Regions from separate parts of the Homo sapiens genome. Here region 1 is linked to region 2. Evidence: chromatin contacts called from ENCODE Hi-C or POLR2A ChIA-PET data. All regions are on one chromosome and are shown on one strand. Each heading gives the region's core, a stretch centred on a gene start or an enhancer-like site at or near the end of the contact. The rest is flanking DNA. Distances are from core to core; before and after follow the strand shown. Region 1 overlaps LY86 (lymphocyte antigen 86). Region 2 overlaps LY86-AS1 (LY86 antisense RNA 1).

Evidence for each region. Hi-C counts contacts between places; a loop is a spot of excess contacts on that map. ChIA-PET counts read pairs that join two places held with the same protein, here RNA polymerase II (POLR2A). Pooled maps may share reads with other maps.
Region 1: a pooled map shows a loop between it and region 2 (3-fold over the local background). The contact joins two enhancer-like sites. A Hi-C loop is called at or near these places in 2 of 50 pooled maps. POLR2A ChIA-PET finds 5 or more read pairs at or near these places in 3 of 52 experiments (PC-9, WTC11 and activated T-cell).

What each region holds. Positions count from the first base shown.
Region 1 is chr6:6,607,572-6,611,869 of GRCh38, reverse strand. All of the region lies in intron 1 of LY86 (lymphocyte antigen 86), which reads right to left. All of the region lies in intron 1 of LY86-AS1 (LY86 antisense RNA 1), which reads left to right. Among named protein-coding and RNA genes, the nearest start is that of LY86-AS1, 13 kb to the left of the region's middle. Within about 2 kb of position 1,394, at least 8 of the 41 ENCODE cell types and tissues checked have a DNase peak (open chromatin) inside an H3K27ac peak, as active enhancers do.
Region 2 is chr6:6,388,287-6,392,645 of GRCh38, reverse strand. The region is part of intron 4 of LY86-AS1 (LY86 antisense RNA 1); the gene reads left to right. Among named protein-coding and RNA genes, the nearest start is that of F13A1, 70 kb to the right of the region's middle. RefSeq lists enhancers at 1-44, 175-344, 1,293-1,342. Within about 2 kb of position 1,250, at least 6 of the 41 ENCODE cell types and tissues checked have a DNase peak (open chromatin) inside an H3K27ac peak, as active enhancers do.

The sequences.
Region 1 (4,298 bases), core at 145-2,644, 220 kb before region 2:
ATGGAAGGAGAGATGCTAGATTGACAGGAGAGACAAAAGCCCTGCTATTTTATCGGTCCGATTGTTAAAGCTTTTTGAGCCCGTACTGTTTGATAGGCACTGTGCTAGATGTGGGATACAAAGGTGATTTAGTCTTAAGCATAGCCCCTGACTTTCAGGAGAAAGGGGGGACAAACACGACCGGCGCGCAGCGTAGCCACAAGGTGCGGTGAGAGAACAGGGAGGCACCAGTGTGGGTGACAGGAACTGCCACACGGTGGACAGGTAGCAGCGCTTTGCCTTGGAAGCTGTGGAGGCGGTTTTGTGTCCATTCATCTTAAGTATATTCCTATATATTTCCAAATACTTGCAGTAATTACAGATGAGTGTAATAACAGTGATCACTTCTATAGCTCTTTCCACAGCAGGTCCTGTTCTGAGCCCTACGTATGTATTAGCTGAAATCCTCACAAAAGCCTTAAGAGAGATGCTATCATCCGTGTTTTAGAATTGGGAAAACTGAGGCAGAGAGGGTTTATGGAAAGTGTGCAGGTTGAAAACCTTGTACTGGGCTGGAGTAGGAGCCTATGTTATGTAGGCTCTTTTCTACCAACTCAGGCACAGAGAATAATATATACAAAAAAACTCAAGTCCCAAAGACTGTGTATTCTGGGAACTTCACGTTTGTCAACAAAAGCTCTTCATAAAATCAAGTCAGTTGTGCTTTTGTGACCTTCATTTTGAATCATATAAATGCAAACAGTCCAGCTTGTTTCTTTGAAAGGCTGGAGGTCGGAGGTGGCTGGTGTTTGCTCAGACACGGCCAGATCTTAACGGTCCTAGAATCACCCCTGGAAGGACAGTGGAAAAACAAGATAATTTTCTTTTCCTCTATTGCTTAAAGTGGTATCAGAAAGGTAGACTTCTGTCTTCTTCCTATATATTTTCAAAGAAGGAGCCTTCCTTGGCAAAATACAAATTTCTGTGGCTGCTGGGGTCAGAAAGAGTTTCCACCGTCATCACAGGCCTTCATCTTGCAGGTAAGCTCAGACATGCTCACCTTCTTACTGACTTTGCTGAACATCGCTCATGTTGTGGAATAGAATTTCTACACCATTTGTGCTCATAGTGTGACATCAAAACCAGTATGTCCTTTGCAGCCCTTAAATACACACATGAGAATGCACACACACACCCCACAAAACAAAACCCCAGCCCTCCCTCGCTTTGGCCTTCTAGCTTGACCATTTTAGGGCAGACTGTCTTGGTATGTTCCTAGGGACAGAAGCTTCCATGTAACTCAGGCAGTAAATCAGGGCATCAGCTAGCACTCACCTTGCCCCCCCCTAAGCTTCCGTTTCTTCACTTGTAAAAGGAGGAACTGAGCACTATTTTAAGCTTCATGCTTCCTTCCTGTACCAGGCTTCTCAGATGCCCCAGAGGCCAGGGCAGTGGAGCCCAGACTCTGGGGGCTCAGGGCCTGCACTGTGGGTCATAAAGGCAGAGGGAGATGCGTAGCCTCAGGCTCAAGAGCTTCAGGCCATTTTTTTAAAATAAAATCTTTTTATCTTGAAATAATGATAGACATAGGAAGCTACACAAAGAGTACAGAGGTGCCCTGTGTACTTTCACCCACTTCCCTTCATGGTAACATCTTACAGAACCACGTATCAAAACCTAGTCATTGACACTGGTGTACTCTACAGACTGTACTCAGGTTTTAGCGGTTTTCACACGCACGCACGTGTTCGCTCTTGTAGTTCTATGCAGGGTTACTGCGTATAAGCACCACCATACAGATCCTGGCTGGGCGTGGTGGCTCATGTGTGTAATTCCAACACTTTGGGAGGCCTGGGCAGGAGGATCGCTGGAGCCCAGGAGTTCACGACCAGCCTGAGCAACATAGACCCTGTTTCTACAAAAATAGAGGCCAGCACCCTTCCTTGCCAGTGCAAACGTTTCTTGCAATGTTCAGGGCCCTGTAGCCAATCTTGGCCATACACAGAGGCCTACAGAACAAGCACGAATTCTTTTTTTTTTTTTAAATTTTAATGGACACACAATAATTATCCATGTTTATGGGTTTGCTTCCTAAATGCTTTCTAGTATGAGAGCAACTTAGCTTATTTTTCTCCCTGGCCTTCCTACATGTGCTAATGAATTGTCCGTGGCTGCCTCCAATCCCCCAGCAGACCAACAGGAGGAAAAAAATCAATTTGCACTTTTCCTAGGAAGCAATCCTGTTGGCAGAGCTGACTCATAAACAGCCTCCTTTTCTGTGTTAGCATGTTGCTGAGAGGCCAGCGTGACAGTGCTTCTGAATGTGGCCACCTGGATTTAAGGTGGAGTAGTGCCTCAACTGAGAGGCCCTTGAAGGAAGAGAAAGTGTGTAAGGAAGTGCATAGAGAATAAGAGATCCAGTATCTCCAGGGTGTGGAATCCCAGGCTTCCTTCCTAAAGATACCGTGAAGCTTTCCCAAGAAAGCAGAGTGGATACCCAGTGGGAGTTCCCACCCGTATGTCTTGAACTGGAACCAGGGAAGTCAAATTCTTCATTCCCAAAGCCAATTCGCCATTTCTTTCTGCATCTCTTATGTCAATGAGATGAAGCCAGGGTGGGTCTGCTGGATGCTCCAACTCTGCAATAGAGCTCTCCTGGACAGGAAGGAGGGAGGTGTTTCTATGGGAAATCTGAACTTGCTTGTACTTTCTCTTCATTTCACATAGACCATCCGGGAATAGGATCCCGGGGCCATGAACAATAAAAGATTACAAGCTCTTACAGGTGGATGCTGGAGGGGAAAAGCAGAGCTGCGGTTGGCTTGGTCTCTCTGCCAGCAAAATACATTCCTAACCAAGGAAAGGACTCATTTCTCTGCCTCCAGAATCAACACACCCTAGCATTCCCTTCCTGATTAGGGGAATAAAAAATACTTTTGCTAAAGATATAAAAAGAATTATATTGAAAGATAGCAAGCTGCCATGAAAAATAAGACAGGAAATTGGATTTCGGATGAATAAAGGAGAAGAGTTCACCCGTTGAACAATCACAGCCGTCCTTCCCCCGCAGACCTGCACACAAGTTAAACACCACGTGTGAGTTTCTTCTGCTTCACAGCAAAGTTTAAAGAAGGCCTGGCTCAACGCTATGCCCTTCTCTGTAACACCATTGCTGTAACCGTTTGGATATTGTTCAGCCTTTTTTTGCCATCTGTTCATGTGTCTTCAGAACATTTAAAAACTGTTAGTGTGCATGGAAACATTACTGGACAAAACTGATACAACTAGAGCAATTAGTCTAAATACTTTTGCCCAGGCTTAAGCTGCTGAAAACTGGAGAAAGAAAAAAAGGACTGGGCCGGTAAACATTTTCTGACACAGGAGACATAAATAACGGATATTCACAACAGTTTGTAATTGCAAAAAAGTGGAAACAACCTAAATTTTTATCAAAAGGAGGAGGGACACAATTGTAGTCGATACGTATAATGATGTACTCTACCTCCATGAAAATGAATTAAGTAACGCGATGCATGCTAGCTATCTCTTGAAATAATGTAATAAATTAGTCCCCAAATAAATTGCTAATTCAACTTTCATTAGTTCCAGTAATTTGTAGATTAGGTTTTTCTGCGTAGACAAAGTCATATTATATGCACATAATAGTATTTTTGTTTGCTCCTTTCAAATCCTTTAACATTTTCTTTTTCTTGTCTTACTACACTGGTGAGGTCCTTCAGTACAATGCTGAATACAAGTGGCAGTGACGGGCAAATTTGTCTCACTCTTGATTTTAAAGGGAACGTTTCCAATGTTTCACCATTAAATGTATTGTTCACTGTAGATCTATATTTTAGGTGTATTTCTTTAAAGAGCAGACAGCTAACTTTTAAAATGCAATTTGTCATTTTTTTGTTTTGTAAGATCAGGTTAATATAGTCCATTTATATCTATTAGGGCTTCTGATTTATTTTTTTATTTTTATTTTTATTTTTTGAGATGGAGTCTTATTCTGTCAGCTGGAGTGCAGTGGCACTATCTCAGCTTACCGCAACCTTTGCCTCCCGGGTTCAAGCGATTCTCCTGCCTCAACCTCCCGAGTAGCTGGGATTACAGGCACCCGCCACTACGCCCAGCTAATTTTTGTATTTTTTGTAGAGACGGGGTTTCGCCATGTTGGCCAGGCTGATCTTGAACAACTGACCTCAGGTGATCTACCTGCCTCAGCCTCCCAAAGTGCTGGGATTACAGGCATGAGCCACCGTGCCCAGCCAAGCCTCTGATATTTTAATAATTATTTTATCCTATTTTGGGTTTTC
Region 2 (4,359 bases), core at 1-2,500:
TACCACATGACCTCCCTCCAACTGGAGCGAAAGTTTGTCAAGAAGCTCAAGGCTTCTGAAAAGCCCCGAGGACAAAATACGCTATACTGGGTCTGGGTGGCTGCCAGGCATCAGGACCTGAGACAGTTGATGGGAGGCAAGCATGAAGGGCCTGGTGAGGAAGACAGCAGTGGCAGGAACAGGAAGGCAGGGGTGGATTCAGCATCTAAGAGGTCAGAGGGTCAGCCCAAAGATACAGTGACAGGGTTGTGTGGCTTTCATCCTCACTGGAAAAGTTTGAGTTTGTTGCCTCTGTTGGTCCCATGGGTGTTGACAAATCCTCCAGGGCTTATCAACTGTCCCACTGCCCCCACCAGCTAGGTCGGAGTCTCTTCTGACCAACCAAAATGAGTCTGAGCTATAAACAGCTAAACTAGCTCTGATGGTGCCAAGGTGCTGATTTGAGTCTTGCCTATACCATCCCTAACACAGTACACATTTACAGTATGATAATTGCCTGTTGTCTTCACTCCTCAAGTTCTCCAAGTCCAGTAGCTGGCATGGCGTGGGCATTGCTGAAAGGAATACAGCCCATGCTGAATTTTACCCATGATTAAGACAGGACTAGAGAAGCCCAGCCTCATGTATTAATTCTTCTTAATTTCAAAAACATGTATTGGCAAATTCTGGGTGTCGAGGACATCAGGAGAGTTGCATCCAATATGGATCATGGATTAGATTGTCTATGCCAAGGGAAATGACTTGCAAACAACTGGCCTTTGGGGGCTGCAATTATTCTTAAGCAATTGAAAAATTTGGAAATATGTGCAGTCATTTGTGGAAACAAAACACACCAGGAGTAGATCATTGTCTTATGTGTAGCCCAACACAGATGCAGTATCACGGAGCTGAGTGACTGCTGACTCCTAAGAAAGAGACTCACCGATAATTGAGGGGTGCACTGGCAATGGCTTACAGTCTGATTCTTTTAACATATATATGATATATATATATATATATTTATTTATTATATATATTAATATATAATATATATATAATATAATATTTCCCCAAAACCTGAACAGAAAGGGGGAAAGCAATAAGTCTAAGCTGCTAGGACATTATTTGAAATCAGCAAAAAGGGAACTGAGACACTGAGTTGAAGAATGAAGCTGTGAGGGTGTAACTATAAAAACATATTTGGCCTTTTAGGTGGGAAATACCCTTTGAAGTCATTCTGCCAAGAGGGGCCACCCAGCTAACAGCGCATGGGGCCAGAGGGCCTTGATGGCTAAAATGAAACCTAGTCTCTTTCTGGAGCCTTATGGAATCTGCGTTCTAGAGAGAGTGATTTCATGTCCTTGTTTGGAAGAAAGGCAGATTGGCATGAGCAGCCAAGGAGAGTTTTCAGATGGAACTCACTCTGCAGAGAGAGGGTGCCAAGGACTCCCGACTCCAAGGAAAATGTTGATGCTCCTCTGGCTTCTTTATCAGAAGAAGGGACTCAGCAATAAATCCCAGACTTAGTTTCCTCTCTGTTTTGTGACGAGATGCTTGTTTTACACTCTCTGGAGCCTCAGTGTATCTCTTTCTCTCACCGACTGCATTTTCTCTGCAGTGAAGTAGAGCCACCCTCCCCGGAGCCCTCACTCTCCAAGTGTGGGAGGGGCCATGGAGACCTGGTGGCAGGGAGTGGCATCTGCCCTCTTGGGAGCTGCAAAAGCTGCCTCCCCCTCAAACTGGCTCCGGTGAGATATTTTATGATGATGCTGTGAAGGGATGATTTGCAAAGCTCTCAGAGGTGCTGAGGAGCTGAGAAAAGCTGGCAGAAGCTAAGAAGAGATCTGAGGGCTGCCTGAAAGGATTTGGAGGGCTGTTGGGTGGAAGGGGGAGGAGGGCAGGAATAGAGGATTCCTACATGGCTGGACAGGGAGAGGGCCTCAAGGTCACCTAGCGCAGCTGCCTCATTTGACCGATGAAATTACAAGGTGAGGGTGGGGCATTTGCCTGGGATTGAAGTATGGAAATGATAGAAAAACTAATTTCAACTTAATATTCTTTCAATTAGGCTGCTACCATACAATGGAACGGGCCCCCCATAGAACAAATAACTCCTCTTCATTGCCAAAATATGAATAGGAGTTCAGTAGCACCCACAGAGGGGTCTGCAACGACATTGTCCAATAGAAATAGCATATAAGCTGGGCATATAATTTTAAAATCTCTACAAGTCATATTTAAAAAGTAAAAAGAAACAAGTGAAGTTAACTTTAATAATGTATTTTATTTAATTCAATACACCCAAAATATGATTGTTTCAACATATAATCAATATTCAATATAAAATTACTAATAAAATATTCTACATCCTAGGACTGAAATCCAGTGCTGCTTTTATATTTAGAGTACATCTCAACTCAGACTAGCCAGATTTCAAGTGCTCAATAGCTGTAGTCCTATGCCAGAAGAGAAATAGGATTAGATTTCTGATGTTGTTTTATTCCCTGAAAATAGATTTATTTCTATTCATTCAACAAATAAGTATTAAGCATCTAGTCTATTTAGGCAGCACGCTAAACTCTTCAACAATGATGGCTAAGCTGGGGTTTAAGAGTGTCTTCATGATTGGAGGAAACACGCCCACATTGAATAGAACTACCTTGCATTCTTTCATTTCTTTGTTATTGATGAGAAGGTGATAATTATGAATTTACTTATTAAGTGGACATAAAAATTTATACATATGTAACAAACCTGCGTGTTGTTCACATGTACCCTAGAACTTAAAGTATAATAAAAAATATACATATATAAAAAAATGTATACTTGACCAAAATGAGCCTCTCCCTCACCTGTAATGGCTGGTATGCCAGGCTCATGCCTCGGTGATCAGCTTCTGTCAGTCTCATTTTGACCAATCACAAGCTACACTCTGCATGTCTTCTTCAGAACCTTGAGTGCCTGCTGATGTGCTGTCATTGAGAAATGGATGGCTGCAGAAATGTGTGTATTAGTACTGAAGCAGGGAAATTGGAGAGAAGGCTTTTCTGGTGAGTACCATGAGGAGTTTGAACTTAGCAATTCTGCAAATAACAGAGAATAAAATTTCCAGTTGGAAATAATTCAGCAGGGAATTGGGAAATGTGGGCCTAGCAAGAAGCATAGACTCAGGGGTCCCTTCTCCATAGAGAAGTGAGGGTTGAAATCGTGGGAGTGAATGAGGTATCAGAGAGAGGAGAGAGAGAGATGCTCAGATGGGCTAGTGCTCAGCCGTGGGGAACACACACCTTTATGGAGAGAAAGAACCTTCAATTCAACTCCACATGTAATCTGAGTGCTTATTATGTGCCAGGTGCACTGTTCGATATGGGAATTAAGGGTGCAAAAGACAGTCACACTTCCTGCCCTCATGGAACATATAGTCAAAACTTACTGAAAAATACAGGACATCTGAGGCATGGAAGAGAGTCTACTCATTTCCACCTTAATATTACAGTGCAGTGGTAGCCCAGCTCTGGGCTGGCCCCTCCAGGGTGGACAACAGTCTTTCCTATTCTGGGGAGGCACTAAATCAGAACACCCTCTGACAGCCCTCAGAGATGTGAGGACTGACACCATGCGCTACCCCTGCCCTTAATTAACTGCATCCACACACAGCATGACGTGGATTTCCATCTCCTTGTTATGGGCCATTTCCCTCTCAGAGCTCTCTATGCCAATGCCCATCTTAAAGTGCATACCCCAGAAGAGTTCAACAAGCTCTGGCTCTGGTCTGGCCAGCAAAGAAAGAAAGATGACTGCTTTGCATTGCTCACATAGCATGTGCCACTCATGCACTCCACCAGATGCTATATGGCCATTAAATCAATCATTATCTCTTGAATCAATGAGAAGAGTTAGACTCCCTTGTTTTACAACCCAGACTCCTCTTAACATGCCCCAACTTCATTGACATAATTTTCCTTATTAAACTTATTACATCTTGCATTGTTCTATTTTATTTTGTTGTGATAAGAACACTTAACAGGAAATCTACTCTCTTACATTTTAAAGTCTATAACATGTTATTTTGTTGGCTGTAAGTAAAATGCTGTACTGTAGTTTTCTAGAACTTACTCATCTTTCTTGACTAGAATTGTGTGCCCATTGACTAGTAACTCAATTTCTGCTTTCCCTTGGCCTCTGGCGACCACCATTTCACTCTTTGATTCTGTGACCATTTTTAAATATCTTATGTAAATGGGATCATGCAATATTTGTCATTCTGTGTCTGACTTTTTTAACTTAGCATAATATCCTCAAGGTTCATCCACGTTGTTACGTATTGCAGAATTTCCTTCTTTGTAAAAGCAATAGTATTCCACTGTATGTGTGTATCAC